Linked DNA regions of Homo sapiens: regions 1 and 3 are each linked to region 2. Evidence: chromatin loops called from intact Hi-C (ENCODE). Cell type or tissue: endothelial cell of umbilical vein. All regions are shown on one strand. Links, peaks and the distances in the headings refer to the core of each region. The heading gives the core; the rest is flanking DNA.

Region 1 (10,709 bases), core at 1,248-9,247, 81 kb before region 2:
CAAAATAAAATAAAATAAAACTTAGAGCAAAGTTTAAAACTGAGTATTCATATTAAGTGTTTTATTTTCCATATTAGAGATGGGAAGGGAACCTTATGTGTATTTTATTTTGTTTTCAACCATCAATAAAGTTTTCTCTAGAATATTGTTTTGAACATCCTTGTAAAAGATTTGCGAGTTAAACTATTTTATTTACTGTCTGTGAGAGCATTGGGAGTAGGAAACGATGGACTCCAAAGTACAAGGGAGAATACCCATTTTCATTCAGCTATCTGGAGTAAAATATCAAGTACTTCCTTCAACTAATCTTGTCTCATTCACTCACCTTTTGATATCGAAGGCAGAAATTGCGTTTACAACACTGAAGACCAAAGCTTTTTAATTAGTAAACAAGCGGAACATAGATAATGGACAATGCTGGCCACTGCCATTCTGTGTTCAGAAAGACTATGAGACCTGAACATATGGCCAAGAGGAAAGAAGAGTGACGTTGTCTAAGATGTAATGAGTGCTCTCTGAGAGAATCACTCAATTCCTATTGGAGTGCAATCCTTACTTGAGAACTTTATTACTCTTGTTCTGTGTAGTTTTTTTTTTTTGTCACTTCCCCATCAGAAAAGCATATTCTTTTTGATAGAGGGTCAGTGTTATAAATAATTGTCTTTTGAAATAAAATCAAATATTCATGCATTGAACATCTTAAATCTTTAATATTATGGTGACTATAATCACTTAACTGTATCAGCATTGTTCTAGAATTCCAGATGAATTTAGCTTTGTCTTTTTTATGGCTTTTTAGTTGAACCTTTTCTCTTGACCCTAACCAAATTTTATAGTTTACAATTTTCTACTCTTCTTATAAATGCATTGGCTCATTGCTGCTTTAAAAATCTTGTAGCTTTAGAACATGAGCATTTTTTTTCTCCAGTGTTATCAGCTTTCCTCTGACAAGGAAGGACCTAAAAACTATTCTCACACATGTGCTTGTTACCCTACCTGAATGTTCATGTCTTTGACCGACTCGTTTCAAAGTAAAAAAGGGAAGAGTTTCTAGTTAATTTTTGGTGTTCATGGTGACTAGATACATCAGTGCCTGCTTGCAGGAGTGCCAGACCCTAGCAGTGGTTACAAGCTTCTTTTGACATCTGCTTCACCATGGTAGAAGACAGTTACTTCTTATTGCCTCTGTTTTCATCACTGGATTCTGCAACCTTGCGATCTTTTTTCTTGTTGGTTCTGTGCACCAAAGTAATGGTAGCTCCTCTGGCACCAAAATACGGGTTGAAAGAGAATGCCTGTGATGAACATGAAAGATGTGGCTGACCTAGATCTTACCCTTGGCCCCTAAGTTTTATGAATAAGTTCAGAGGGAGGATAAAAAGCACTGGAGAAGTAAAGGCAGAATTTGCACCATAAAATAGATTGTGCACAAAATACGAAATGAAAATTAGTATAGACATTTCAACTGTCATTTCATTCAGTGTTGTTCCCCGCTAAACTGGAAACTGAACCTGAGACTGTTGCTGGAAATTCAGTTCTTTCCCGTGTTTTGATCTTAGCTATTTGAAACAGGACTCTTTAGACCAGCCTCTCCAGGTAAATATTAACCTGCTTCTTAGCATGGTTTCTGATTATTACTGAATATATTGACCTTTGGGCTCAAGTGAGTAATGAATGTACAGATTTTTTTTTTTTTTTTTTTTTTTTTAAAGATCAAGCTGTATCAGCGATGGCATTCCAACAAGACTCCCTGGGCAGTGAGGGTGCTTGTGTTCAGTGTAATTGGGCATGTGACATCACTTATATATTAGAGGCATTTTCATTATTTATGCCTGCATGAACAAACATTGATGATGAATTAATTCAACCAAAAAGAGAAGGTTACAAAAATGTCATATGTAAATGAAAAAGAGCAAGACTGGTGAGGGTTGCTTCTCCAGTTCATATATATATATATATTTCAGTCTAATTTATATGTATATATATTCCATTCAGTAAAATAATGGAAGAGACATCAATAAAAACAATGCCCCTTATAATTGATATTTGGCATCAAATTGTACTTAATAGGCCTTTTTTTTTTTTTTTTTTTTTTTTTTTTTTTTTTTGAGGAGTTTCACTCTTGTTGCGTAGGCTGGCGCAGTTCGGACTCGTCTCACCGCAACCTCCGCCTCCGGGGTTCAAGTGATTCTCCTGCCTCAGCCTCCCGAGTAGCTGGGATTACAGGCATGCACCACCATGCCTGGCTAATTTTGTATTTTTAGTAGAGATGGGGGTTTCACTATCTTGGTCAGGCTGGTTTTGTACTCCTGACCTCAGGTGATCCACCCACCTCAGCCTCCCAGAGTGCTGAGATTACAGGCATCAGTCACCACGCCCGGCCTGACTTATATTTTAAGCAAGTTCGCAGTTTTTTTCGAGATAGCAGTCCTGGGAATATTCTGAATTCTGGAAAGAGTTTAGAGAGGTTATTGCCTTCTTAATAATTTAGAGCGTCTATTGCTCTGCCAAGTCAGAAGATTAACATTTAATAGAAAAAAATTATATATCTATAATTCAGTCACAGCTATTAGATCAGATGGATTTTGCATTAAGTGAAAAAGATGTTGAGCATTTAAGGACCATTAAACTACAGGACTCTATTGGGTTTTAAGGCCTCGAAGCCAGGGTCCTGCTGCGAAGAGTATTTATTTTACATATACAGAACCCATTAAGGATGGGAAAGGGGCACACATTTTAAAAGAAAATAGGCCATGAAAAAGTGTGATTTTCCACATTGTGAACAGCTACCAAACAGATTCAGTCTTACAATAATTAGTTTTATGCATCATTAAGTAGCTTGCTTACTGGCTAGAAGAATATGGTGAATCCCACTTTAAAAGTGGTACCTGCAGGAAATCCAAGTAGGTACATGTCCTTTGTTGATATTTCACTTAGAGAAACTGTGTTTCTAGTAGTTTCCAGGATTCTTAAGGTTGCTATATATTGTTAGGAATTTAAGTTTGGAAATGCCTTCTTCAGTGGTCCTTAAGGACCATGAAAACAAAGACCCAGAGAGGAATTCTAGTGTTTACTTTTTCTAGCAATGCTCAAATTATCAATGAGAGAGTGGAATTTGACCCTTGAGAAGAATCACTTGCCTATTGGAAGAAAGTCTGCACCATTCTCTTTATTAAGTGCTTATCACAATGCCATTGTTGGAAGTAACCAATATCTTAATGTAAGTTTTTCTTACTATTTACACCATGCCTCCTGCCCCATTCCTACCTCCAAAAAGGGGAAGAGTTCTAGGAGTATAAAAGCAAATAGACTCAGGGAGGATGTGAGAATGGAGTTAATATAATTTGTAACTTTTTCCCCCTACAATGTCCAAACAAATTTGGTGATTTTCTTTCTTGCTATTCTAGGCTTTTTTAAATTGCCTCTGACTAAAGTGGCACCTTATGGGCTGCTTCAGAAATTTTCTTCAGGATTTAAAAATGAAGCCGATTCATATTCAGAGTCTTCCTGCTGAAAATCTGTTAAGCCAAAATAAAAATGACTGCTACTTAAATTTTTTTTCCTCTTTGTTGTTGCTGCAAACATTGTCTCAGTTACAGGAGTTGCAAGATCTCATTTATGCTTTGTACAAATGGAGAGACGAACCATCCCAGGACTACCAATACAAGTCCTAAGGATTAAAGTGTATCTGCCTCAATCAGATAAATGTGAGCTGCACTACTGAGTGTGGAGGCTTTTTTTTTAAGTGAATTGTTCCAGTTGGCCTTAATCCCTAAGCAATATAGCTCCTTTAAAACCATCTTTATTCATTCACACCAATTGACACTTAAAATCCCCCAGCCACTGTTCATCTAAGTCTAAATATAGCTGTTAGAGTCAAATGTGTCTTAAGAGGATTTTCAATCTGATTATCCAAAATACTATTTATTGTCAATGTTTTTGGTGTGCCATGGCCAATCTTATTATTATAATGTCCATAGCATTTAACGGCGGCAGAGCCTAAAATATATCACAGCAATTGGGATAACCTGAAGGAGGGCTTTTCTCCAGCTCCGCGCTGTCGTTCTGGCACAGCTTGTTGTGTGGTTATGAACATCAGAAAGAATTCCTTAATAAGCTCTTGCTCTCCTTCCAGACCCTTTTGGGCAATCTCGCCCTCCATGTTCTCTAAGTAGAGAGCAGTTACCAGGACAACAGAGAATTTGAGGAAGATTTAATTGTGATTTGATGTCTAACCAGAATAAGGAGCTAGTGCCTTGAATTTATATTCTAGGTTTCCAAGCAAATGTCAATATGCATATTTATTATTTTTGCCCTTCCTCATTATAAAAAGGATTTTAAGATGGCTGACTTTTTTTTTCTTAATATGGGAGAGGAGAATGGGGATGATAAATACTAAAAGGATAGGAAAAACAAGCAGCAGCTTGTTATGCAGGAAATATGCCATTTAACATTGTAATATCCTGCTTTTCTGGGGCTGACCTCAGTTTGACTCTCAACTTCCTAGTGGCCAATGTAATGATGAAAACATCACATATGTGAGGCACGGTGTCAGGCAGAACACAGTTATTCCTGGTTCTGAAATTGGCGTGGTGTTCTCCATGGGGCCAGCACATCAATTGGTATACATCTCAAGCTGGAGTACGCAGTGCCTCAGGGCACATGCCGTGGGATAAAAATGGCACATTTCCTAAAGTGCTTCCATCGGACTTAATGGTAAGAAAGCTATTTTTAGTAACATTTTTATTTTGGAATAATTTGTAGTCCATGAGATGACTGACCCAGGGTAATAGTCCACATTTTGAGTCCATAAGGAAAAATCCGTGTTTTTTTTTTTTTCTTGCCTTATTCTTGGGTCACAGATGTTTCAAACAAATTTCTTAAGTAGATATCTGTATCTGTTGTTTTTGGTTGGTTGGTTGGTTTTTTGCCTGCCTTTTATTTATTTTTCATTTTCTGTGTCACTCCCTTCTGGCCTTCTATGCACATGACAAAAATTCTTTGCCTGGCCAAACTTTAGTCAAGCTATTCAACCTTCTCCTAGGCCCATCTGTGCACTTCCTTGTACAACCCAGTTTTAGCAAAGAACCCTACCAAGTCAGTTTAGCAAGAGCCCTCACCCTTGATAGCTGATCACTCTTGACATCTGATCCGATTCCTCATACTCCACCTTCCACAGGTGATGTCTGATCACCCCATCTGTCTTCAGTAAGAATCCTGTGGGTTAGTTTAGCCTTACTCCTGATGTTGTCTTGTAGAAATTTCCCATCCAGTGACCACCCCTCCAACCATGCTCCTTGGCTATAAATGTCCACTTGCCCATGCTATATTCAGAGTCAATCCCAGTCTCTCTCCACTTTTGCAAACTCTGTTGCAGTGGTCCCTATCCTAACACGATGGTCCTGAATAAAACCTTCTTAATGTGCTTTCACAAATGTCACTGAATAATTTTTTCATTAACATGCTCACCATACCGTAAGTCCCCCATTTTTGTACCCTCTTACCTAGGCCCTAAGTGCATGTGCTCTTGTTTTCTTTCCTCTCGCTCACTTCCTTCAAAGATAGGAATTGGTATAGCTTTGAGGCAGGAATTAAAAATCAGTGTGACTAAATTAATTCACACTGGCTGTAAGTTATTGATAACCCACTGTACACTATTTTTGAAAAGCATGTTTAACCCCCAATAATGTATTAATTGGCAGATAATCTTAGGAAAAACAATAAAATGAAGGGAAATGATTCATATTTTAGGGGGAGAGGAAGATGATTTTCAACAAGTAGAGGCATCATCTCTACCTGAATTATGCTCAACCCCTTCACAGTTCTCCCTGAACTGTTACTGCTTTCCTTAGAGTGCTCCATTTCTCTGTATTTTTATAAACATCTTTTTCTAAAAGTGTAGTGTGTAGTGGACGTTTACTGTTCTCTTGACCACGCAGCATACGAACCACCTTTCTACCTCTTGGGAATTCTCTGCCTTATGAGTCTTGATAAGATGTGGAGACATCTGCTCACTATAGAGGCTGAAAATGCCAAACGATTGCTTTTCCCTGACAGAGGTGGTATTGGGGTGCAGGCACATGACCCAGGCCAGCACTTTCTGCCAAATGTGCCCTCAACTTTGACTAGGGGACTAAGCAACGGTAAGAGGCAAGGGTGATATTCGTCTTTCTGGCAGCAACGACAGTTGGGGTTACTGCACGATCAGGTTCCTAGTGCAGAGATGGAGGTGGTCAAAAGATGAACATCTCATGCTTGGTGGAACAGCTGTTTTCTCACCGATAGGCTTTGGAGTATAATTTGGAAACTTGTTTCTGTCTGCTCAGGCCTAAGCCTGATTTTCTACCTTCTCTATAGATAGCCAGTACATTTTAAATAAATCCCTGCCTGCTTAAAACAGCCAGATTGATTTCTATTGCTTATAATTAAGAACCTGGGCTGATAAATTTTCCTTCTAATTTCCAAAGCATAGTCAATTTAGAAAATTTCAGAAAATACAGATAGGAAAAAGGCAAAAATAATTCACTCCAAGCCTACAGATAATCACTGTTTGTGCTTTGATGTTATCTTTTCCAATATGTTGGATGCATCTATTCCAAGGAAGAGTTTTCTGAGGAAGAATAATGGGGCATTGGCTGGGCGTGGTGGCTCATGCCTGTAATCCCAGCACTTTGGGATGCCAAGGTGGGTGGATCACCTGAGGTCAGGAGTTCGAGACCAGCCTGGCCAACATGGTGAAACCTTGTCTGTACTAAAAATACAAAAATTAGCCAAGTATGGTGGCACACACCTGTAATCCCAGCTACTTGAGAGGCTGAGGCAGGAGAATCGCTTGAACCTGGGAGTGGAGGTTGCAGTGAGCTGAGGTTGCGCCACTGCACTCCAGCCTGGGCGACAGAGCGAGACTCTGTCTCAAAAAATAATAATGGAGCAGAATTTTGGGGCCACTTCCATCTTTGTCCAGGGCATCAAATAAATAGGCTTCCAATCCTTGTTTTAAGAGTCTGGGCTTAAGAGTGCTTAATTGAATTGGACTATGTGGGCAAGAGAGGAAGAATGATGGCTTTTAACCTTTGTAGCTAATTTAAGAATTACCTGTAAAACAATGTTAACTCTTTGTCATATAGACTGCAATTTTTCCCCTGATTTTTTTCACTTGTCATTTAACTGTTTTTCTCTCATTCAGAAATTTGAAATTTGTATACAGTTAAATTTATCAGTCTATGGTTTCTGACATTAGTGTTACACCTTAAACATTCTTTCCCAACATATTTTATCTAGTGCTTGTATGATATTGTTTATATTTAAACACATAATCCACTTGGAGTTTGTTTTATGCTATTGTGTGAGGGATAGATTCAGTTTAATTATTCTCCAAATTGCTATACAGTTTGTTGAATTCAGTTATCTTTTTTTTTTTTTAATTCAGTGCTCTCTGTCTTCTCCACTGACTTGTGATGCCACCTGGAGCACATATCAAATTCCTATATATATCTGGGGCTATTTTTTGACTCTTCATTCTGTTCCATTAGTCTACCTATCTTTTACCTCTATTCCAAAATCCATACTCTCACAAGTTCCAAATATTTCTGCAATTGCTCTTGAGAAAACAAAAGGCAATCTTGGATAAATAGGCATGAATTTGGGAAGCCTGCCAGTTGGAGATTGCCGTGTGGGCAGAGAATAAAATGTTCTGGTTAAAACACAGAATTCTGTTAAATAAGAAACTGTGTTGAAGAAATGTACTTTGAGAATTCACAAGGACTGTCAAGACCTTATAGTATCTCAGGATCATCAACAACATCACAACACTGATTATCATTATGCAATGGATGTGCTGATGGGCTCATGAACGGAGCCCAAACAGGATACTGGGTTAAATAGAGTTGACCGTGTTTTTCTTCTTGGATGCTGGGAGTGAAGTGAGTGTTGGAGTTTTTGGAGACAGATGACAAGCCCATCCATTTGCTACATAGATTACCACATCCACACCAAGCTAATGAATGAAATTTGTGCATTAGAACTATTACAGAATGGTAACTAAGACAATGATAACAGTTGGTCAGTAATTGACAGAGCCATCTCCCAGAGGAGCAAACACATTCTTTCTATCCTACTGGGCTCCAAATGGCTTCCTGGCAGGGGAGCCAAGTGGACCCACTGAAGTGGGATTTCTACAGCACACTACAGAACACCGCTGCTTATGCTCGGGTCTTAGAAGAATCATTTGAGAGTCTCCCATATTGGCAGGATTACTTGCACTGGAGGAAAGCCAGTGAAAACCCATACATGCACTGATCAATGAAGTAGCTAGCCATTTGTACTGTGGTGCTTCCCCCACTGATTCCCAGCGAGGACCTTTTTTATTCCAGCCAAGCTGGGACAATATCCCAGCATCATTGCCCTCATAGTACTGGGCTCTCCTGCCTCCTTGCTTTGCCCATCTTATTCACACCACTTGAAATAATCTCTTGCTCCATTTCTTCCTATTGTAATTTACCTAATTCTTCAAGGGACAACCCAAATCCTCCTTCCATTAAGCCTTTCAGAAATTCCCTTTTACAAACCTTTTTCTTTCATTCTGAACTCAATGAAGTTCATGAAACATTTCTTGAGCACTTGCAATATATCAGAAAGGCACCATCTTAGTTGTTGGGGAGTATATTCATTTCCTATGAGCACTTTAAACAAATTACCATAAATTTAGTGGCCTAAAATGAAAGAAATGTAGTATCTCACACTTCTGGAGGCCAAAAGTCAGGAATCAGTTTCACTAGGTCAAAGTGTCAGCAGGGTTGCACTTCCTCTAGAGGCTCTGGGGAAGACCCATTCCTTGCCTCTCAGCTTCTGGTAGCATCTGGCATTCCTTGGCTTGTGCATGTGTCACTCCAACCTCTGTCTCCATGGTCACACTATCTCATTGCCTTCTCCTCTCTTGTCTGTAGTCACATTCCACTCTGTCTCCCTCTTATATGAATACGTGCTTGCATTTAGGAGGGTCCACTTGGATAATCCAGGATAATCACTCCATCTCAAAACTCTTAATTTAATCCCACTTGCAAAGTCCTTTTTTGCCATACAGGGTGACATTCACAAGTTCTAGGGATTAAGGCATGGATAACATCTTTGGGAAGCCATTATCGAATCTGCCACAGAGAATAAAGATATAGTTATCTGTCCTATCATCTATAAAATTTTTACGTGTAAGTTACTAAACCAAATTATATGCTACAGTGAAGTAAGAGTGGTCTTAGAACATTTTGAATCTCTCCAGTGGTGGCTTTCCCAGCCAAGTCTTCTGCTTGAATAAGTGGATATGTTAATAAAATGGTAAATGAAAATGATCTAGAGAAAAAAAGATGAGTGAAAAAATAAATGTACTTCAAAAATATATTTACCTTCACATACTACATGAACTGATTTATATGCATTCTCAAAATGACAAAATTATGGCAATGGAGAACAGATTGGTGGGTGCCAGGTGATGTAGTCTGGGTCTGTGTCCCCACCCAAATCTCATCTTGAATTGTAATCCTCATGTGTGGAGGGAGGGAAGTGATTGAATTATGGGGGCAGTTTCTCCATGCTGTTCTCATGATAGTGAGTGAGTTCTCATGAGATCTGATGGTTTTATAAAGCAGTTTTCCTTGCTCTTACACACTCTCTCTCTTACCAGCTGCCACGTAAGACACGCCTGCTTTTCCTTCCGCCATGATTATAAGTTTCCTGAGGCTTCCCCAGCCATGCAGAACTGTAAGTCAATTAGCCCTCTTTCCTTTAAAAATTACCCAGTCCTGGGTATTTCTTTATAGTGGTCTGAGAATGGACTAATACACGGGGGGTGAAGGGAGTGGGTACGATATGAAGAGATAGCAGGAAAGATCTTTGTGGGGATGGAATAGTTGTGTATCTTGATTACAGGGTGCCTCCAGGGTTACAGGAATCTACATATGTGAGAACATGACCTAGAACTACACATATACATATTGCACCAGTGTCAATTTCTTGATTTTGATTATTTATGTAAAATGTAACCATTTAGTGAAACTGGGTAAAGGGCACACTAAACTTCTCTGTAATATCTTGAAAACTTTTGGTGACTATTTCAAAATAAAAAAAAAATGGTGAAAGTAATTTACCTTGTTCTTCAGAAAAATAAACAATGACTTACAGAAATATGTATAAGACAAAAGTAATTATGTTAGGCAATTGAGGATTAAGATAAAGCTAAGTGTAAAGTCCTCATACCATAACCAAACTTGGCCTACAAAGTCAGGTCTGAGCTTCCTAAGGCCAAAGAAAAACATGAGTCTTTTGGGGTTTCTGTTTGCCCCAAGCTACCTCTTTAATCCAGAGTACAGCACCTTTAGGACTTGAGTGAATAAAAGAGCACTTTCTATTGTTTTGTGTTACAGTAAAACACTGAACAGTGGCCCAGGTCAGTCCTTTCTCTTCTGCATTTGGCTCTGGACATATTCAAGAGCTTGGTGGGCTCATTATGCACCGGCTATGATGATGGTCAGTGGGAAACGCCAGCGCCTGTAGTGGAAAAACTAGCCTGGAAGAATTTCCTAGGTACAAGGCTTATCAGGATCCATCAAAATAGAACTGCGTGGAAGAGGAAGAGAATGCATTGTGGGGAGAAATTAACATTAAATCAAGTAAGACATGTCTTTTAGAGATTAGTGGGCTCACTGGAAGTTGAGACT
Region 2 (10,709 bases), core at 1,529-9,528:
CTGTATAAATTACCCAGTCTTGGGTATGTCTTTATCAGCAGCATGAAAATGGACTAATACAAATGGTGTGCACCTGTGGACTGGCAGCCCTACTGGGCAGCGCAGCACCCTTTATCCACACCTGGCACAGGCCGGGCACTCAGTAAGTCATTGTCAAATGAGCAGATGAACCTGTGAAGGGGCTTGGGAAAGGAAGAGGGTAATATTGCTGGAAAATGGTGTGATCAAATTGATTTCTCAGTAATCTCAGCAATTCCTCAGGGGACTTTGTCAGAAGATCAGGCCATGTGAGTATCTGTTGTTCAGCAGGTTGTTTGAGGCCCTGGAGAGAGGAGAGACTCAAATGGAACAAAATCCTGTTTTGGTCCTGAGAACATTTGCACGTTTGCCAGTTCAATCATTTTGGAAAATAGAGATTTGGTTCTGATTCAAGCTTCCACTCAGGCTTTTTTCAAAGGCTGCTTTTGATAATATTTATCAGCATCATGGGGACAGGGGCTGGGCTTGTCTTATTTACTGAGTATTCTAAGCATCTAGCAGGTGCCTGACACACAGGAGATGCACAGTAAATAACTAGTGGTAAATGCAGGGAACTCTTTCCCTTTTCTCTCCCCCTTACCAAGCCAAGCTGAACCATGAGACTCGACAGCTCCTGCACAAAGGCAGGCTTCAGAGCTGTGGCCTTCTTAGAAAATTTCTCGATATAGTTGGTGGAGGCATTGTGGCAGAATTCCCCATTGGGGGCCGGTGATCACAGAGTGCATGGGGCAGGGCACTGTTGTGATTCACATTCTCCCAATCTGTAGCCCAGATCTCTGGAGATGGCTTCTAGGGTTGACGGATTACTATTCTGGGGCAGTGCTCCCTGCTGTGGGTAGTGCTTGGTTTTAGGATACACCCTAAATTAGATGTTTCAAGTTCAATTCCTGCTCAATCCACTGACTTCTCCTTGCTCTGCAGTCCTCCACCATGCCGGAATCCACTTGCATTTCTGGCAAGAAGGTTGTTTACGCTCAAGGTCTACAGGGATGGAAGTGGCACCCAGTGAGAGGGCTCTGCCGATGGAGCTGTGAAGGCGTCGACCTCATTCTGACGGGCTTGTTGAGACTGGTCAGCGCCTGGGCAAGAGGGCAGCTGGGATATGTCTATGCCATGTTTGACCCATGCTATTGTTTTTTCCTCCCTTTTTACTTTCTATCTGTACTCCTCTCCTTCTCTTCCACTCCATTCCCCTGCCCACCTCCACACTGAAAATCGAGGCCTTGGGAGGAGAGGTCAAGGGAGGAAAGAATTCTGGAAAGAATTCTTCCACACTTTATAACAAGGAGCCCAGGCACTAGTATTTTCCTCTTGCCATCGGCGGCCAGCCATAAAAAGGGTTGATCCATGAGTTGTTTCTCCAACTCTTCGAGCAGCTCAGTTCATGGCACTGCTATAGTTTAGACTAACCCGCTCAACATTGTTAGAAACATTTAGAAATGTCTCCCCCTTTGCCGCAATTTCCCTCTCTCTGCCGGTGTCTGCTCTAACAGCTGGAAGAAATTTCTCCTTCATCTGCTATATTCAGCCTTTCACTAAGCGCCATCAATTTTGCCTTTGAAATTTCTTTTGTACTGGTCTCCTTCTCTCCTTTCCACCGCTAATCCCGGGGCCTGTCTCTAGCCCTGTGATTCTGAACTGTTTAAGAACCTCCTGACAGAGCTCCCTGCCTCTGGCTTCTCCACCTTTGATCCATTCTGCACAGCCAAGACAGATTCATTTTTCTCAAGCTCTGTTTGCATCTTAGGAGGCCTCAGCTCAAAACCCCTAGGCTCTCTAATGTCCTTGGCATTGCCCAGACAGCTTTCACAGCTCCCTCTCACTCTACCTTCTTCCCAGATCGTGGCTGCTTTTGCCTCCTGTACTGTTGTAACAAATCACCACGAACTTGGTGGCTTAAAACAACGGAAACTTATTCTCTTACAGTTCTGTGGCCAAAAATCCACACTGAGTCTTATAGGCCTAGATCAAGGTGGCAGCAGGGCTGTGATTCCTTGGGAGGCTCCCAGGGAGAATTCTCTTTCCTGGCCTCTTCCAGCTTCTCAGGGCTGCAGGCATTTCTTGGCTTGTGGCCACATCACTCCAGTCTCTGCCTCAGTGGTCATATTGCCTTTTCTTCTCCCTGTAGTGAAATCTTCCCCTGCTTCCCTCTTATAAGATACTTATAATTACATTAGGAGCCCATCTGGATAATCCAGGGTAATCTCCCCATCTCAGAAGCCTTAACTTAATCACATCTGAAAAATCCCTTTTCCCATGTAAAGTAGTAGTTATAGGCTCCATGAAAGGGATGGGGACATGGATCTTTGGGGGGACCGTTATTCAGCCTCTCATCATGGCCAGCTTAATCCTTCCACTTCCCTACTCGCTACTACAACAAGTATCAGTTGAGTATCTACTATGTGCTAGGCACTGTTTTAGGCAATAGGAATCATAATGACTAATGAGCCTTTTCGGATTCAGTCTCCTGCAGGGTGAACTATCCCTTTCCTGAGCTCTTTACCTCTTAGAGCTTGGTATCATTACATAGCATGATCATCACATACTATGTATGTCTGTGTGTTTGACATGTGGTTCATAGCTGGTGAACGGTGCTCTTCGTTTCTATAGGCAGGTAGGATGGACGTGCTTCGTAGGGCCTTTCTCCGCAAGCCCTGACATACACAGCACAGAGATGGGACAGCCCCCTACTACATCCTGCCAGATGTTGCTGGCTTATTTTAAAATTAGAAACGCCTATACAGTACCATAAACCAGTGATGCCAACTGGTTTATACTCCATAAGTTTGTACTCTTGGAAGTGCTAGGGTTGGTTGCAGCCTAATATTTAGGAAGAGTTTTGAAAGGCACTGTGACTTGTAGCTTCACACCTGTCTTCTTAAAAGCCTGGCCCTTTCCCGATTTCAGGTTGACATGTGCCTCCTGCAGGCACTGACACTGAGGCCTTACCGGTGACTGTTTCCTTATTGGTAAGTGTGTTGCTTTCCTAGGTGGAAACTCTCTGAGGAAAAAGATCACGTTACACGCACACAAGCACACACATACACATCTTTGTAACTCTCTGGCCCCCCATTGGATCTAGCAAAGATAACTTGGATGCTAGATATTTGCATACCAGCCAGTGTTGTCCAGCACTTTCGTTCAACTCTTTGACAACTATCGTCACATTCCTATACTGCTTGTGCTATCATTTGATTAATGTTTGTATTTAATTTGTCTCAACTTTTAGCTTGTGTAAACTTATTTTAAAAGGAAGCATTTGCATCTCTACCATAAATAGAAGACCAGAGTCATTTATCATAAATAAAGCATAACTGTAAAAATAAAGATACTGAAAATGAAATAATGTTATTCCCCTAAGAATTAAACAATAAAATATTGAGTAATAAAATTGAGTTGATTCACAAAATTGAATTCATTCACAAAATGAGATCCTCAGTGAGAAAAATGAGCAGCCAGTAATAAAAAATATTAAGCTTGATGTCACTTGATTGGAGATGATAATGGGTTTCTATGTCAATTAAATTATAATGTTTGTTAGTTTTGATGGTAGCCAGCCCTGAGAATTCCATAGTTAGGAAGGGCACCTCACCATTACCCAGATGGTAAATTTTAAAAAGTTAAAATGCCGGCCGGGTGCGGTGGCTCACACCTGTAATCCCAGTACTTTGGGAGGCCAAGGTGGGCAGATCACAAGGTCAAGAGATTGAGACCATCCTGGCCAACATGGTGAAACACTGTCTCTACTAAAAATACAAAAATTAGCTGGGCATGGTGGCACACACTTGTAGTCCCAGCTACTCGGGAGGCTGAGGCAGGAGAATCACTTGAACCTGGGAGGTGGAGGTTGCAGTGAGCCAAGATTGTGCCACTGAACTCCAGCCTGGCCACAGAGCAAAACTCTGTCTCAAAAAAAAAAAAAAAAAGTTAAAATGCTTTAGTGCATATTTTTGGTACATTTGAAAGAACATATGTATTCATCACTTATGTAAAATTATGAACTATAATTATTTTATTTTATGTTTTTTGAGGTGGAGTCTCCCTCTATTGCTCAGGCTGTAGTGCGATGGTGCGAACTTGGCTCACTGCAGCCTCCACCTCCTGGGTTCAAAGATTCTCTTTCCTCAGCTTCCAGAGTAGCTGGGACTACAGGCACGTCCCACCATGTCTGACTAATTTTTGTACTTTTAGTGGAGATGGGGTTTCACCATGTTGCTCAGGCTCATCTTGAACTCCTGACCTCAGGTGATCCACCTACCTTGGCCTCCCAAAGTGCTGGGATTATAGGTGTGAGTCACCATGCCCGGCCTGAACTATAATTATAAAGTCAACTTGTGAACTCACTGCCCACCTTAAGAACATTACTAATAACTGTGTGCTCCTCTCTGATCTCAGCCCATGGCTCCCTCCCTTCCTCAGATAAGAGTTACTCTGAATTCCCTTGCATTTAAAAATAACCACCTATGACGTTCTTAAACAGCATATTGTTTAGGTTTGCTTAATAAAAATGCTGTCATACTGTTAGTATCCTCTAGGAGACTAGATAAATAAATTACGGTCTACGTTGTACACAGCAGATGTTATTCCAGGTGAAAATGAACACATCAGACTGCACGTGACAGCTTGGATGGATCTGTGTGAGGCCAGAAGCTGGTCTCCAATGCTCATTCTGCTCAGGCCAACGGCTTTCACCTCTGCCTCAGGAAATGGAATTTAAAAGGTGGATGAAATTAAAAGGGCTCTCCTTCCTCCACCTTTAACCCCAGTTACTTCTTGTTCAGAGAGTCACCATAGCTGCCTGAGACTGATCTCCTTGGAAAGGCCTGCTTTGAAAGGTTGGCCCTTGGCTGGCATCTGGGAACTTGGATTTCAGGAGGGTTTCCACCATTCCCTAATAAGAATGGCTCACTGTGCCTAAGCTGTCCCAACAATATGCTTTATGTGGAACAGCGCTGTCCTTCTGAGAGTCTGGAATTGCGGTATGTGCTGGACATAGGGGTGCCTATGTAACCAGCTCCCCCTCTAGTGGCAACAGAAACCCTGGGCACAGAGTCTTTAATGAGCTTCCTTGGTAGACATTTGACATGTGTTCTCACTACTCCTTGCTAGAAGAATTAAGCTTGTCTTGTGCAACTCCCTGGGAGAGGATTCTTGGAAACTTATTCCTGGTTTCCTCTAGACTTTGCCCCAAGGGCCTTTCTCTTTGGGGATTTGGCGCTGTATCTTTTTGGTATAATAAATCATAGCCATGAGTGTGACTCTTTGCTGAGTCTCCTGAGTCCTCCAAAGAAATGTCAAACCTAGGTGTGGTCTTGGGGACCCCAACCCTCCTCTGAACCCTCTGTTTTTCCACACCACTGGGAGCCACTGAATAGAGGAGCTTGTGCTTTGCACTTTATACTTTAGAGGCCCCTGCATATCACACACACACACACACACACACACACACACACACACACACACACACACACACACACACTAAAGAACGCATGGCTGCCTCGACACTTAGAATCTGAAGCTCAATGCTAGCCCAGCACAACCTGCAACTCTAAGGACCAGCTCTCATGACTATGACCATTCAGACCCCAGGGAAACCCTTCCGCACATTTCTTGCCTTGGGTCCTGGAAAACTGCATCAAACACCATGAAGGCTGTGTGTTGTTCACTCCAACAGCCTCAGAGACACTGCTTCGGAGAACAGGGAGAATTTGAGCAGAAGTGCTTGGGTAAGAGAAAAGGCAAATTAATGAGTTTGTCAAATCCTTCCTCTCAGCTTGAATGCAATAGATTCTTGTATAACAAATTATTGTTTCCCAGTAGTGCCAAACATTCATTTTCTTGCTTCTCTGCATGTTCTAATTCCTGGTTCTGGAGATAAGAATGAACACAGAATTCACAACACTTGCATATGGATGCTGAGGCATATTTTGCAATAATCAATGATTCGTATTACTCTTAAATTACTATGTATGCAGCTCAAGACGTGACGTGTAAAGTGTAACATTGGCAAACATATATTGAATACTAGAATTGTAAATTTTTATTTGTATAAAAATATTTAATATCTAATTTTAAATGTTTGTTTCAGCTTTAAGTACCTTTGGTTAAAAATATTCATATCCATTAATTATGATTTATATTTTGCTTTTTATAGCAATTTAGAATATTTTAGAAGAAAAATAACTTGCTGAAATCATATTTGAAAAATATTCAATTTGTACATAACTTTAAGATATTTAAAAAATAAAAGTATAATCACAGTTTATTCTCTTTGAATACAGTTATACTTTATTTTTAAATCTTTGACAATTATTATCAATGGAACAAAGTTTTGTAAGGATTAATGTACTTGAAGACTTTGCTAAAATGAAGGCAAAAAGTGTATATTAATATGAAATAATATATGGATTATGTCTCTATTTTATTACTCATCCAAATATCAACAGCCCATCCATCAATGGGCTGCACAGACATGTACAATAATTGAATCCATCTTTGATATTGCTAAGACTTTCAGTCGTATCTAAAAACCACAACTTTATTCATCCTTTAAAATTGTTATGAAGGTATTTGTGGGTCAAGGTAGCAGCAGAACATCATGTGTTATGAGATGGCAGCCTGAGTGGTAACTCACACATGTAGACACATGGTATGTGGTCCCCATTTGTCAATTTCCCTGGCCCCTGCCAATGTTTGGGCTGTTTGGGCAGGCCTGCGTACTCTCTTCATTTTTTTTTTTTTTTTTAGATGGAGTCTCTTCTCTATAGCCCAGGCTAGAGTGCAATGGCGCGATCTCGGCTCACTGCAACCTCCACCTCCAGGGTTCAAGCGATTCTCCTGCCTCAGCCTCCCAGGTAGCTGGGATTACAGGCGTATGACCCCATGTCCGGCTAATTTTTTGTATCTTTAGTAGAGACAGGGTTTCACTTTGTTGGCCAGGCTGGTCTCGAACTCCTGACCTCATGATCTGCCCACCTTGGCCTCCCAAAGCGTTGGGATTATAGGCATGAGCCACCGTGCCCGGCCCTCTCATCTTTACGCATAGCCAGAGAAGGATGTGGTTCTTGGCATGGCAGAAGGCCTTGGAGCAGGATGCCGGGCAACTGTGCAGACCAGGCCACGGCTGCCTTGTATACGTGTCACTGGAGCGAAGGCCACGCCGAGGCCAAGGAAGGGAGAAGTCCTGGGAGTCACCCCAAGGTCTTTGTGAGAGGCCCAGGGAAGCTTCCTCATGCACATTCTAAGGTCCCCCAGCAGCACAGGGCCCTGCCCACCACACTCACAAACATGGATCCTGTGGAACACGCTGCAGTGTGAGGCTTGGGTGAGAGGATTGCAATTTTAGCTCTGCCACTTTCTTCCAAAGTCACTCTGAACGAATCCACTTGACCTCTCGGATCTTGTTTCTACATATGTCAAATGGGAATCCTAATTCTCATTTTCCAGGGCTGTTGTGCAAACTGGGGATATGTATTTAAAGTATATCACATGGCCCCTGGGATGTGGCTTAATACCTGCTAACCAATAATCTAGCACAGGGAAACTGAGAAAATATGTTAAATGAGAAGCTATGGTCATCCTGGCAGTTAGTAGCAGAAAGAGCCCAGGCATTTGGAGGCCCAGTCTGATGTTCTTTACCTTTCCAAGCCCTGGAAACCCACATGTGCTCTGCCACCCATTTGCTCTCCCACCCAGCCCCGGGTTCGAGGTGGTGGCTGTCCTCTGAGCTGCGAGGTGTCCAGGTCCGAGCACCAGCTCACTTTCCTCAGGATCTAGCTCTGAGGATTTACAGCCAGGCTGGGCGCCCACTGGAGGTCCCCTTACCTGTAAGTTATTCCACCGGTAATTAGATTTCTTTCTGTTGTGGGAAGCCAGCATGTGTAAATCCACAGAAACCTGTGACCAGATGATATAAGGGTCACCTGAGCCTCCGTGCTGCCTAAAATGCATCTTCCAGGAAAATGATTTCTCTGGGCACATAAGTTACTGCGTTCCCAGGACAACTGTAGCTCAGGCTCTGACCATTCCCGTAATGCTGTGTTCAAGTGATGTAGTGTTCACAGCTCTCTCGGCAGCCCTCTTGCTCCCCTGCTGTCTGAGTGGAGGAGCCTCCAACACTGGCTGTCGCTGGATACAATAAATGGAAAGGGAGGAAGGACGGGGGAGGGAACTGCTTCCTCGGCAGCCCACCTTCCTGCCCAGGCTAGACCGACTCAAGTTCAGAGAGCCTTAGTCCTATAGGGGAGCCACTTGGAGTCTAGAGACACTTTGAGCTATGGCAGAAATCACTATCTACATGCAAAAGGATAAAATCGGGCATCTACCTTGTAATGTGCACAATAGGAAGTCCCAGATAAATTAAAGAACTGCACATTAAAATTATTAACAAACTGTATATGTGTGTGTGTGTGTGTGTGTGTTTTGGGAGGGTAGTGGTGGGGAAAAGGACTTTCTTTTTTTTTTTTTTGAGACGGAGTTTTGCTCTTGTTGCCCAGGCTGGAGTGCAATGGTGTGATCTCAGCTCACTGCAACCTCTGCTTCTCAGGTTCAAGCAATTCTCCTGCTCAGCCTCCTGAGTAGCTGGGATTACAGGCGCCTGCCACCACGCCCTGCTAATTTTTGGTATTTATAGTAGAGACGGAGTTTCACCATGTTGGCCAGGCTGGTCTCGAACTCCTGACCTCAGGTGATCCACCCGCCTCGGCCTCCCGAAGTGCTGGGATTACAGGTGTGAGCCACTGCGCCCGACCAGGCCTTTCTTAATCTAACACCAAACCCAGAAACCACAATAGAAAAGTTTGGCAGATTGGACCACCTAAAAAGAAAAAAACCCAAACTGTATTGTCAAAGGTACCTTAAATAAATCAAAACATAAATTACAGTCTGGGAGAAAGTATTTGCTACATATTCTAGCAGGAAAACTGTGAATGTCCACACTATAGAATGTATTCCTTCAAATTGATCAGAAACAGCAAAAATGGACAAGTGGGCAACACACACACATACACACACACACACACACGTTATATACAACCACTTCATTAAAGAGGAAACAATTACAAGATAGCCTCACTAATGCCTAAAGAAATGTAAATGAAAACAGCAATGCAGCATTAGTTTTTGCTTGTCCAGTTAAAAAGAACTGGTGAGAATGAAGAAATGAACACAACACACACACACTGCTGGTAAAGTGCCACACACCTTCGAAGGGAAATTTAGTAAAAGACGTATCAACCTAAAATGTGCTTACTGAATAATCTGGCGGTCTCTCCTCCAGAAATTTACCCTCCAAAAATTGTAGCATAAATGTATAAAGATATATGTCCAAGGATATTCACTGTATTACTGCTTATTTTAAGAGCCAAGTTTCTAAAAGTTTAAATTTCCATCAAAGAACATGGGTCAGATAAATTAAGGAATATCTAGGCAATGAAATTCTAGTCTCTGAAAGAAATGAGGTAGACTTGTGTAGTAAGAGCTGTTTTCCGAGCATTTGTCTTGTGCTGGGCACTGATGTGAGTGTTTTATATATGTCACCTCATTTAACCCTCTCAACAACTTTATGAAGTAGGCAATGTTGTCATCCACATGATGCACAAGAGGCCCAGAAAGGTTATTAGCCTGCACGAGGTCACACAGCTGTGAGAAGTCAGAGCTGGCATTAGAATGAGGCAGTGGGTTTCCTGAGGCACCCACTTGGAAAGGGTCACAGATAAAGTTTAAATGTTAAGTGATAAAACAGCAAATTGCAGCAAGATGTAGCATAACTGCATTTTGGTTAAAATATATGTGAATGTATATAACCTATATTATTTATATATATGTCTACATTATCAAAAAAATAAAAAGATTAATTTGGTGGTGATGACTGGAGGGGAAGTGGGAATAGATTAGTTTCTTCCAAAAAAGTAGTGAGATTTAAAAAAGAAAACGGCCTTCTCAGTCCTTTGTTTTTATTTATTTTTCATTATCGATTGACTTGAATAAAATAGAAAATGACCCCATCTGGTGATAAGAATACATCCTTGAAAAATAACACCCAGTTTATGCCAGAAACAAAAATCTCAGTTTGGAAGCAGAGCTGAGTTACTATATAGTGGTAGATAAATCACCAAGGCTGCAGTGAGCTATGATCATGCCACTGTACCCTAGCCTGGTCAACAGAGTGAGACCCTGACTCAAACAACAAGAACAACAACAAAATGCGTGATTGAAAAAGTGGCCTATTGCCTCTGTAGACAATGTGGAAGGGGCTGATGGGGTGGACTGGCCATCTTGTCGATTCTAGGAAGCTTCTGCCTCCCATGCCATCCATGCTGCATTTGCTTCTCTCCTGGTTTTCTTCCCAGTATCCTGTTTCCATGACATCCTGCTCCAATCCTCCAAACCCAGAGAGCAACCCTGGTCAGGGATGGGGAGTCACCATACAATTGAAGTGCCCTGACTTGATTAGGGGATGACATAGGAGGCAAGTCCAGGGTGGAGATCCTGGTCCATTTGCTGGTGGCCACGAGATCTATAGCCGCTTGACACACAGGGATGCTCCGGGCATGGCAGGCACCTGGGGCTCTGTGGACTGTCTGGCGCATGCTGCTGGAAGCTCAGAGTAGTTCAGCACAACCTGGCCACAGAGGTAAGTGCTGAAGCTGGAAGGCAGTGGCCACGCCACA
Region 3 (10,709 bases), core at 1,584-9,583, 150 kb before region 2:
GGTGATCTGCCTGCCTTGGCCTCCCAAAGTGCTGGGATTACAGGCGTGAGCCGCTGCGCCTGGCCTCTTCTATGATTTTTATAGTTTTAGATCTTACATTTAAGTCTTTAATCCATCTTGAGTTCATTTTTGTATATGGTGAAAGGTAGGGGTCTAGTTTCATTCTTCTACATATGGCTAGCCAGTTATCCCAGTAGTATTTAATGAATAGGAAGTCCTTTCCCTGTTGCTTATTTTTGTCAGCCTTGTCAAAGATCAGATGTTTATAGGAGTGTGGCTTTATTTCTGGGTTCTATCTTCTGTTCCCCATTAGTCTGTGTGTCTGTTTTTGTACCAGTATCAATGCTGTTTTGGTTAGTTTGGTTAGTGTTATGCACCAGGTTATTTTGATGAAAACGGTTTGTCTACTACACTTTGAGCTGCTCTGTGAAGAGCCTTAGGTGGTTCAGGGAAAGAATATAGGCAGTGAAGAGGCCCTACTTTCAAACAGAGCCACCCTTCTTTCTTTCTTCATTTCAAGGCTTTTAAGAAAATTTTTAAAATTAGAAAGGTTTGAAAACCACTGATTACTGGCTATATTAAGTAGAAGTTCTAGAACAGTTTAAGATATTTAGTAATTAATACATTAAACATCACTGCCTTATGTTTATTTGGTGTTTTTAGTTTTTGAGAACAGTTTCACAATTATTTTAATTTTAACCAATTAAACCTGAACGAGACAAATAAAAAGTTTAATAGGAATTGAAATATTTCTACAATGATGAGGCATTTTATATAATTTATAAATAGGTTGTTAATGTAAACGTATCTACTCCATGGACAGTAAAGTTAATAAAAATGTCTATTTAAAATAGAACCAATCAATTTTAAAGTGCTTCTTATTTTTTATGCAGTATGCAGTATCAAGTAATTTTAAAGTGAACTATTTTTGCTTTTTGATTATCTATTTTCTGGTTATACAGCAATTTTTAATTTAATAAAATGAGAAAAAAGTTATAGGATATTGTGGTTTATTAAATAATATTTTTGTGATTTTTGGAAACATGCATTAATTATAAATTTTTCTGTCATAGATTACTTTCTCTTCTCCCCAAAATATGCCAGGGAAGAGGAATGGGCGGAAGGAGGTTTTCCTTTTTATATACCCTTCTTTATACTGTTGGATCTTTTTAAAAGCTGCGATTATGTATTCCTTATATAATCTAAAAAGCATTAAATTTAACCCTTAAGAAAAAGCTGCATATTTTTCTAACCTTCTTATACTACAGCCTTATACTTAAAATGAAAGGAATTTAGAGTTTAAGATGAAGGCAAAAAAGAATGTTTCCAGCTGATAGTGAGAGTGGAAGAGCATGTGGATTAGAGCTCTGAGCAGCGTGCATGGCTGAGCACTGGCCACATCACCACTCATCCTCTGCTTGAGATTCCCAGAACAGAATTGACTCCCAGGCCACCCTCTAGCTCCTGACTTTATAGGGCTCAGCTCAGTTGTGGTTCCCATTATTTCCTGTGAGATTTCCTTTGTGATTCTTTGTATAACTTTGTGATAAATCACAAATAAATTGGACAGGTACTTGTTCCTTCCAAATAAAGGAGGCTGAACAGAACAATATTTATTGTAGAAAATTTAGAAGGTACCGAACATATAAAGAAAAAATGTCTTCTCTAATACCACATCCCATAGCTGTTAATTTTTCGGCTATTCCCTTTCATTAGTATTCTGAGTGTTTATTTCTTAACATGTGATCTTAAAACCTTTTCAGGATGCTGAGCTTTGTGATCTTATTTCTATTTCAGAAGAAAAAGTAAAGCCAAATGAAATGAAAATAAGTGGAGAAAGTCGTGAATACATATTTTTAAGATCTGTATTTTAGAGAGATTTAGTTTTATACACGAATAGCAAAGAATATGCTTCTAATTCTAAGCTAATGAGAAAATCAGTGCTGTTTACATTTTTTTTTAAACAATTTCCTCCATGCTGCTCAGATATACATCTTGTAAAAGTTTGAGAAGTTTTGTTGGGGAAGAGCCAATCCTTTGTTGCCAGGTGAAGGCCTTTTGTCATCTTGGTAAATTTACCTTATGCTTATTTAAGCAGAAACTCAATCTTGATTGGATTTGGGGGTGCTGAGTTACCCTGAAAGTTCACTGATGTATTAAATCATTTTATTAATGTATAATGAGAACTAAATAGCTGGTTTAGGGGCTGGATACTTCCATCCAGTCACTTCCTGTAGGAAAGCAAGTTTGTTGGAAGCTTGCTTAGAGAAGATGCAAGCAGAACAGTGGGAATGAATAAGATTCAGATGTTTAAAGTCATCCCATTTTTATTTATTTATTTATTTGGATACATTATATTTGTATATATTTATGGGGTACCTGTGAAATTTTGCTACATTCATGGAGTGGGTAATGATCAAGTCAGGATATTTAGGGCATCCATCACCTCAGTGTTTATCATTTCTATGTGTTGGGTACATTTCAGGTTCTTTCTTCTAGCAAAGTTATCTTGATGACTTGGTGTCGCCTTCATCTTCCTTGGATTGTTTCTGCATGGCCAGTGCCAGAATTCTTGAAAACCTTCCTTCTTAATATACCTCTGCTTTCACTCAGGTACATTTGTATCCCCACTCTTGGTTTTTATTTTTTGGTTCAATGATAACATAGGAAACATATTATTAATAAGATCACAGTTCTATCTGCCTTCCTAGAGACTGGAGAATTAAGAGATCCACCATGAGAGGTCCTCCTTAAGGTTAGAAGGACACTGTGAAAGTTGAAAGATTTTCTTTTCAGACAGGGAGAAGGGAAGTTTTCCTAAAGTATTGGCTACTTCCTTTCACAACCATTGATGGCAAATGTTCCCTTTGACAATTAAAATGACTATGCTTTTCTTATATTACTGAGTAGTGCCATATCCTAAGGAACCTGGGAGGTCTGTGGACATTCTTGGTCAGAGGAAAGAGTGCTAAGCTTGATTTATCCATATTCACCATGGGAGGGAGGGCACATATAGTACCAATATTTACTTTTCCTGGACAAGATGATCCTCAAGGATTTTATTCTATTATAAATATGAGCTATATTTTAAACTCTATTTTCCTTTAACCTAACAGGGGAAGAAATTAATTTTTAGATTTTTTATATCATTATGCAGCTTTTGGGGAAAAATAATTGCTGTTTTGGAGTCATAGGATTTACCAAAAATCTATCAGATAAATCTATCAAATATTCCATCAAACGAAGATTTTTTTTTTTTTGAGATCTTGCTGTGTTGCCCAGGCTAGAGTGCAGCAGCATGGTGATGGCTCACTGCAGCCTTAACCTCCTTTGCTTAAGTGATCCTCCCAACTTAGCCTCTGGTGTAGCTAGGACTACAAGGTGCTTGCCACCATACCTGGCTAGTTAAATTTTTTTTTTTTTTTTTGTAGAGACAGAGTCTTGCTATGTTGCTGAGGCTGGTCTCAAACTTCTGGGCAAGAGTATTGCAAACTTTGTAACTTTCTTTGGTTGGGGATTTCTAGATATCTTTTTTTTTCTGGCTTGGTGCAGATGAATAGAGAACAAAGCCATTTGGGATGAAAATTTACTATGTGCTTGGGGATGCCTACTATATAGAGAAAGAGTTTAATCTATAAAAAGGTCACACTCTTTGAGGCAATTATAAGTGTGCCTTGGTTTAAAATAGTTCAGTGCATACCTTCCAAGGAAGCCATGAAGCACACCTTTTAGCGAGTGATTGTTAGCTGTACTAGTTCATTCACCAGTTTTCCTTGAAAAGTAAAACTGTGTAGTACAGTTAAAAACACTCCATTTTCAGACACATTTTCAGTTAGATATTTGCTACAGAAAGCAAACCACATATGTACTAAAATTTGAAAAAAAATTAAAACTGAGATGTTTAAAGGACTATCATTATATATTTAGGTTCTGTGCTCTTAAAGTTTCTTCTCTGAAGGGTGTAACTTTTTCTGTGAGTATGGGTTAAATATATTTCTGAGTATTATTTTCTATCAGCCTTTATGAACACTAGATAGCCTGAGAAGAAATATGGAGCATAGTATTTGGAATATTATTTTACATTTCCATGACCATCTTTTATGTGAAGTAGGTTTAGAAAGAATTCTTTAATTGCAGTATTTGTTAATTTCAGTTTATTCAGTTGCTCAACAGATACTTAAGTGCCTACTCTATGTAGACAAATAGAGTGCTAAGCTCGAACATGTACTCCTTGCTCTTGAGAAATTTGTAGACAGAAAAGTGGGGGGAGACAGGATTAGAAAGCTAACACACTTAAAATATAAAGCTACAGCTCTATGTAATAAGTGTACGAAGTAGAGATATACCAGAATATATAACAGGGAGGGCCTGACAAAATCTGGGGAGTCAGAGGAAGTTTCTTTGAAAAAGTTCAAGGCCAGGCGTGGTGGCTCACGCCTGTAATCCCAGCACTTTGGGAGGCCGAGGCGGGTGGATCATGAGGTCAGGAGATCGAGACCATCCTGGCCAACATGATGAAACCCCGTCTCTACTAAAAATACAAAAAATTAGCCGGGTGTGGTGGCAGGCACCTGTAGTCCCAGCTACCCGGGAGGCTGAGGCAGGAGAATGGCGTGAACCTGGGAGGCGGAACTTGCAGTGAGCCGAGATCACGCCACTGGACTCCAGCCTGGGCGACAGAGCGAGACTCCGTCTCAAAAAAAAAAAAAAAAGGAAAAAGTTGAGATGAGATCTGAAAAATGAGTTAGGATTAAGAAGCACAAAGGGAGTAGCACTGTACCTTGGTACTCTGTGAGGGAACTTGGTAATTTTGAAGAACTTCGCTATGAAAAGAGATTGGAGGCTAGAGGGAGAGTACCCATTTCAAGATTATACTTTAGAGGTAAGGAGGGGTGAGACCATGGAGGATCTTAGACGTCATTAAGGACTTTGGTCTTAAGAACAGTAAGTCTATTATAAGAGTATCCCTGAGTAGCTGGGACTACCGATGTGTACCACCACGCCTGGCTAATTTTTTGTGAAGACAAAGTCTACTGTGTTGCCCAGGCTGGTCTCAAATGCCTGAGCTCCAGCGACCCTCCATTCTAGGCCTTCCAAAGTTTAGGATTACAGGCGTGAGCCGCTGCACCTGCTGTTTACTGTTTTTCTGTGTCAGTACTGTGGAGCATTTTCAGAGTACACATATATTAACCCTAACTCTAATAACAAATGAAGTGGTTTTTATTAGCATTATTTTTAAAATGAGGAAACTGACGCTCAGGGGGACTAAGTAACTTGATCAAGGTAAACTAGCAAACAAATGTAAAGTCAGGAACTCTGTCCAGGTTTTTCTGATGTCAAATCCCTGTTGGTTAATAGAAATTCACTCAAAAATTGTCCATTTTTTTCTTTCTGGACAAATTCTATATTCAGATAGGTTCTTAAAGATGTTTTTAGTAATGATAAGTTAGTGCTTCTGAGTGGTGCCACCTTAATTTTTTTCAAACTGAATTGAAGAAAAAAATAGCTTCTCTTAGTTGCCACCAGAGGGAGCCAGAAAGATTGAGATTTTAATGAGCTTTGAAATGCTCAGTCAGGAATATTCATCAGTAAGCAATTCCAGTGAACTCATATTAAGAATATTCCTTAAAGTGGAATATGTGTATAGTATGTTCTCATTTTGACTTAAAAGTTTAATGTATGTCTAGATATTGAAAAGAAGTTTGAAAAGACGTATAACAAAAAATAAAGTTACTGTTTTAATGGTGGTTTTGCAGGCCAGATCCCAGCACTTTGGGAGGCCAGGAGGATTGCTTGAGCTCAGTAGTTCAGGACCAGTCTGGGCCACATAGCAAGACCTCTTCTTTACTAAAAATAAAAAAATTAGCTCAGTGTGGTGGCACATGTCTGTAGTCCCAGCTACTCAGGAGGCTGAGGTGAGAGGCTCATTTGAGCCTAGGTGATCGAGGCCATGATGAGCTACTGTGGTGCCATAGCACTCCAGACTGGGCAACACAGTGAGATCCTGTCTCAAAAAAAAAAAAAAGTGATTTTGCTAGATTGTCTTTTCCCTCTTTCTTCCCTCTTGCCTTCCTTTCCTCTTTTTTTGAGTTTGTATTAGTATTATTTTTCTACTATATGTTATTGTATAATAAAAATGACATTTATAGTAAATATAAGGAGTTTGAAGGCCGTTAAGGGGTTTATAAAGTGTTTAAAATGCCCAAACTGCATCACCCATCATTTGAATGCATTATTAATTTGCCTGGGAAATATTTTTCATATCGAAAAGGCCATCCCTTATCTGAGTTTTCAGAATTCTGAATTAGTATAGTCTAAATTTAAGAGAACTTACTGAATAGAGATACAGAATGTTTTTAAATAGGATTCAGACTTAGAACTGAGTTCATGGAATCACCTTTCTTTTGCATCTAATGGGCAAATGGTATAAAATCAGGTAACCACTTTAATTGAATGTTTACCAGATAATCTGTACCCTTGTTTTTTGACAGCATGGTATAGAAAAAATTTAAAGTTTAGAATTAGATAATCTCAGGTTTGAGTTTTAACTATTCCTTGGTAACTGTGTAATGTTGGCAGGTGACTGAACTTACTCTAAGTTTCTTTTCTTTTTATGAAGATGGTAATAAAAGCCTGTGTTGATTATAGTTGAGGACTGTGCAAAGCGCTGGGTTAATAAAAGTTTATTAGGGTTGCAACTGTAATTTTTTTTTTTTTTTTAAGATGGAGTCTCGCTCTGTTGCCCAGGCTGGAGTGCAGTGGCGTGATCTCGGCTCACTGCAAGCTCTGCCTCCTGGGTTCACGCCATTCTCCTGCCTCAGCCTCCCGAGTAGCTGGAACTACAGGCTCCCGCCACCACACCCGGCTAATTTTTTTGTATTTTTCAGTAGAGACGGGGTTTCACCGTGTTAGCCAGGATGGTCTCGATCTCCTGACCTTGTGATCCGCCCACCTCGGCCTCCCAGAGTGCTGGGATTACAGGCGTGAGCCACCGCGCCCATCCGCAACTGTAGTTTTATATTTTGCCACCCATCACATCCAACAACCAAACTGAACTGATTTATCCTTTAAAGAATCTATATTTACCCACACCCATAGCCATTCTAGAAACAGAATGGGAATGGGTGTTCTTTACCTCACTAACTGTACTCATTTTGCCACCTAAGGCATCTCACACTATATTCAACTACCAGAATTATACTTGTATGTAACGCCATTCCTCCCCCTTTAACCTTTTGTTTCATTTGATTTCTGTATTAATCAACTTCACTGCAGAAACAATCTCCAAATCTTGGTGGTTTGTCAGCATTATGGCACATGTAGGCTTTGGGCTGACTGTGCAAGTGGCTGCACTCCACATTTTCATCCTAAGATCCAGAATGATGGAGCATCCTCTGTCTCTACCTGCCATTTTCATGGTAGTGAGCAGAATTCAGGGCTGGCTGTAACTTGTGATACTGTTAAATCTTCTGCTCAGGAGTGGAGTACTTCATGACTGCCAAAGCATGTCACATGGTCAGGTGCAGAGTCAGTGAGGTGCAGGGGCGCATATTCTTCAAAGACAGGGCTGGTAAATACCAAACAGTAATATAATCTACCACAGTTTGTCCTCTTGATCACAAATATTGACTTACTTTGCTTCGGCATACAAAATATATTTATCTCTTCCTCAAGGAAAATACTCTAAGAATTTCCTTCAATAACATTAGTCTTGAAGTCTAAACCTCTTTAGGATTTCTACGTCTTTTATCTATGTAGATTTTCTTGATCCAGAGATCAATGAACTAAAATACCAGTTCTGCCATCCATCTCTCCCAGTAGTGGAACAGAGACAGGATATCCACAATAAACATTCCTGTTAAGAAAGGGGAAGAATGGGTGGGGCATGGTGGCTCATGCCTGTAGTAGCACTTTGGGAGGCTGAGGTGGGAAGATCACTTGAGCCCAGGAGTTTGAGGCTGCAGTTAGTCATGATCATACAACTGCACTCCAGCTTGGGCAACAAAGCAAGACACTGTGTATTAGTCCATTCACACATTGCTATAAAGAAATACCAGAGAATGGGTAATTTATAAAGAAAAGAGGTTTAATTGGCTCACTGTTCTGCAGGCTGGACAGGAAACATAGTGGCATTTGCTTCTGGAGAGGCCTCAGTAAACTACAATCAGGGCAGAAGGTGAAGGGGAAGCAGGCATATCTTACATGGCTGGAGCAGGAGGAAGAGAAAGAGGGGAGGTGCTGCATGCTTTAAACAACCAGATCTCATGAGAACAGCACCAAAGGGAGAAATCTGCCTCCATGATCCAGTCACCTCTCACCAGGCTGACCTCCAACATTGGGGATTACAATTCAACATGAGATTTGGGTGGGGACGCTGATCCAAACCATATCACCCTGTATCTCAAACAATTTATAAATAAATAAGGGGGAAGAAAGGAAGCACATAACAATTGTGGGTCCTTAGCAATGAAAATCTTACTGGATAAATGTAGGAAGGGTAACTTTTCTTGGCCCTAGGGGATTTTCCTCGATTATTCACCCAGTTTGTTGTTTTCCATGATTCTTGGGTGGGTACTCTGTAAGGTGTTTCCTTTAATATATCATTCTTGTCTACTTTTGAATGGAGTATTGGAGGATATGCTCTTCTTGGTCAGGGAGTGTTATAAGGGTTGAACACCTTTCTCAACCCACTTCTTGCCTATAGAAAATCGAGGGCCCAAAGGTAATCTAGAAGAATAATGTTTCCTTAATTCAAACAGAATGATGTTTTGGTGGTTGTATTTTTTCTTTTTATCTATTTGATTTCAGTCAGAGCCATGTGCCAGTAGCTACATCCTCAACTCGTTGAGATGTGCATTTTATTTTGGTTTTCAGTACAGGTATCTTGAGCTTATTGAGCTTCCGTGGGTCCACATTCTTAGTCTGCCTGTCGGGGGAATCCCCCACCAAGCCATTTTGTTCCACTGAGTGGATTTACTGGGGGCAGCATTAATTCAAAGGTCTTAGACACTATGATGGCTACACTTATGATTTGGTCTTTGCCCTGGGTTTATGTCATAATTGGCCTTTGTAAACCCTTTTTACTTGTTGGAAATGGGAAATAGTTGGGAGTTTCTACCTTGCAAGTCCAGGAATTTCAGGTTCTCTCTTTTTTTATCCTTACTTGCACATAGGCCCCTTTTCTGAGCCTCTTCTCTTCTCTTCTCTTCTGTTCTCTTCTCTTCTCCTTCTCCTTCTCTTCATCTTCTCTTTCTCTTTCTTCCTTCCTCCCTCTTTCCTTCCTCCCTTCTTTCTACCCTTCCTTCCTCCCTTCCTTCCTCCTTCCTATGACTGGGGGATTCCTTTTTCCTTTAATGAGCTAATCTAATGGTACTTTATTAAATCTACTTAATGACAACTAAAGTTCAGCTTTTATAATCTTTTTGCCAAGTTATTCAATTTTTTATGTGACAGTTTTATTTACCACCACTTTATGTGGGTTGCTATTTTTCCATTCTCCAGTAACAGTTTTCTTGCTTTCTGCCACCTGGTTTCAAAGCCTATATCACATATTTTAAAATTATTTTTGGTGGTAGCTGTTGTTAAGGTAGCACCCCACTTTTGGTACCAAATTTTGCAGTGTTCAGCCATGTTATAGTAATTACCTCCAAATTTAAGTGGCTTCTCAAGATAACAAACTTATATTTCCCACTAACTTTATATTATAGACCGTGATTCAACTTCAGTTCTGCCCTGACCTGTGGCTCTGCTCCAGACTTTTTCTCATTTGGGAACCAAGGCTGAAGGAACAGGCCTCGTAAGATATGTGCCAGTCTCTTCACAAAGTACTACAGCAAGAAGGCTGGCTGTAACTCAGATTGCTGCTTAAAGCTTTTGGTAACATGCATTGTACCTCACTTCTATTCACATTCTATTGGCCAAACATATCACATGGCTGATCCCCAAAGCAATAACCTAGGGATGTCAACTCCTAACACACACACACACACACACACACACACACACACACACACACACACACATTCTCTCTCTCTCTCCCTCTCCCTCTCTCCCTTCCTCTCTCCCTCTCTCCCCCTCCTCCCCCTCCCTCCCCCCCGTTCCTCTGTCTCTCTCTCTCACCTTGTAAGGAAGCAGGAGAATAAATAATTTCAAATAGTAATACAATATATCATAACTTTCTGTTGATGTACCAAAAAATCAGAGTATATCCCTTTTTAAATGTAAGGATATACTAACCTAGTATGTAAATCAGGGTTATCCAGAGAAATAAAACTAATAGGATATATATGTGTGTGTGTGTGTGTGTGTGTGTGTGTGTATAAAGAAATTTATTTTAAGGAATTGGCTGATGTGATTATGGTACTGGCAAATCTGAAATTTGTAGAGCAGGCAGGGAAGTCAGGCAGGATTTTCATGTTACAGTCTTGAGGTAGAATTGCTTCTTCTCTGGGAATCCTGTTTTTGCCCTTAAGCCCTTTAAGGGATTGAGGCCTATCTACATTATAGAGGGTAATCTCAACTGATTATAGATGTTAATCACATCTACAAAATACCTTCACAGTTACATCTGTGCTTGTATCTGTCCAAACAGCTGGGCACCATAGCAGAACCAAACTGACACAAAATTTAACCATCACATATACATTGTGCAATTTTGCAGATAGTAAAATATGAGTATGGAGAGTACTTTCTGGTAGGTCTTATGAGAA

The links. A loop is a pair of places that touch in the nucleus more often than their neighbours do. Peaks named below come from ENCODE experiments on the same cell type or tissue, not always from the same donor. Only the 100,000 strongest peaks of a DNase experiment are listed, where the experiment ranks them.
Region 1: a loop joins it to region 2, with 3 times the contacts of the local background. A loop is called at or near these places in 3 of 110 quality-filtered maps.
Region 3: a loop joins it to region 2, with 2.8 times the contacts of the local background. A loop is called at or near these places in 9 of 110 quality-filtered maps.

What each region holds. Positions count from the first base shown.
Region 1 is chr15:70,644,540-70,655,248 of GRCh38, reverse strand. It overlaps LOC107984791 (a long non-coding RNA gene), which reads left to right and starts at 2,274. Exons shown (of 3, transcript XR_001751595.2): 1 at 2,274-4,716; 2 at 9,677-9,753; 3 at 10,416-10,709. UACA (uveal autoantigen with coiled-coil domains and ankyrin repeats) reads left to right here. Exons shown (of 19, transcript NM_018003.4): 19 at 1-695. In endothelial cell of umbilical vein, for the core only: no CTCF peak of the experiment used is centred there; DNase peaks (open chromatin) are centred at 4,478 and 7,638; H3K27ac peaks cover 733 bases.
Region 2 is chr15:70,563,683-70,574,391 of GRCh38, reverse strand. LINC02204 (long intergenic non-protein coding RNA 2204) reads left to right here. Exons shown (of 2, transcript NR_135691.1): 2 at 961-3,434. Among named protein-coding and RNA genes, the nearest start is that of LINC02204, 18 kb to the left of the region's middle. In endothelial cell of umbilical vein, for the core only: a CTCF peak has its summit at 5,059 (motif pointing left); DNase peaks (open chromatin) are centred at 5,051 and 8,151.
Region 3 is chr15:70,717,638-70,728,346 of GRCh38, reverse strand. The region is part of intron 1 of UACA (uveal autoantigen with coiled-coil domains and ankyrin repeats); the gene reads left to right. Among named protein-coding and RNA genes, the nearest start is that of UACA, 41 kb to the left of the region's middle. RefSeq lists an enhancer at 9,202-9,703. In endothelial cell of umbilical vein, for the core only: a CTCF peak has its summit at 5,538 (motif pointing right); a DNase peak (open chromatin) is centred at 5,556; H3K27ac peaks cover 347 bases.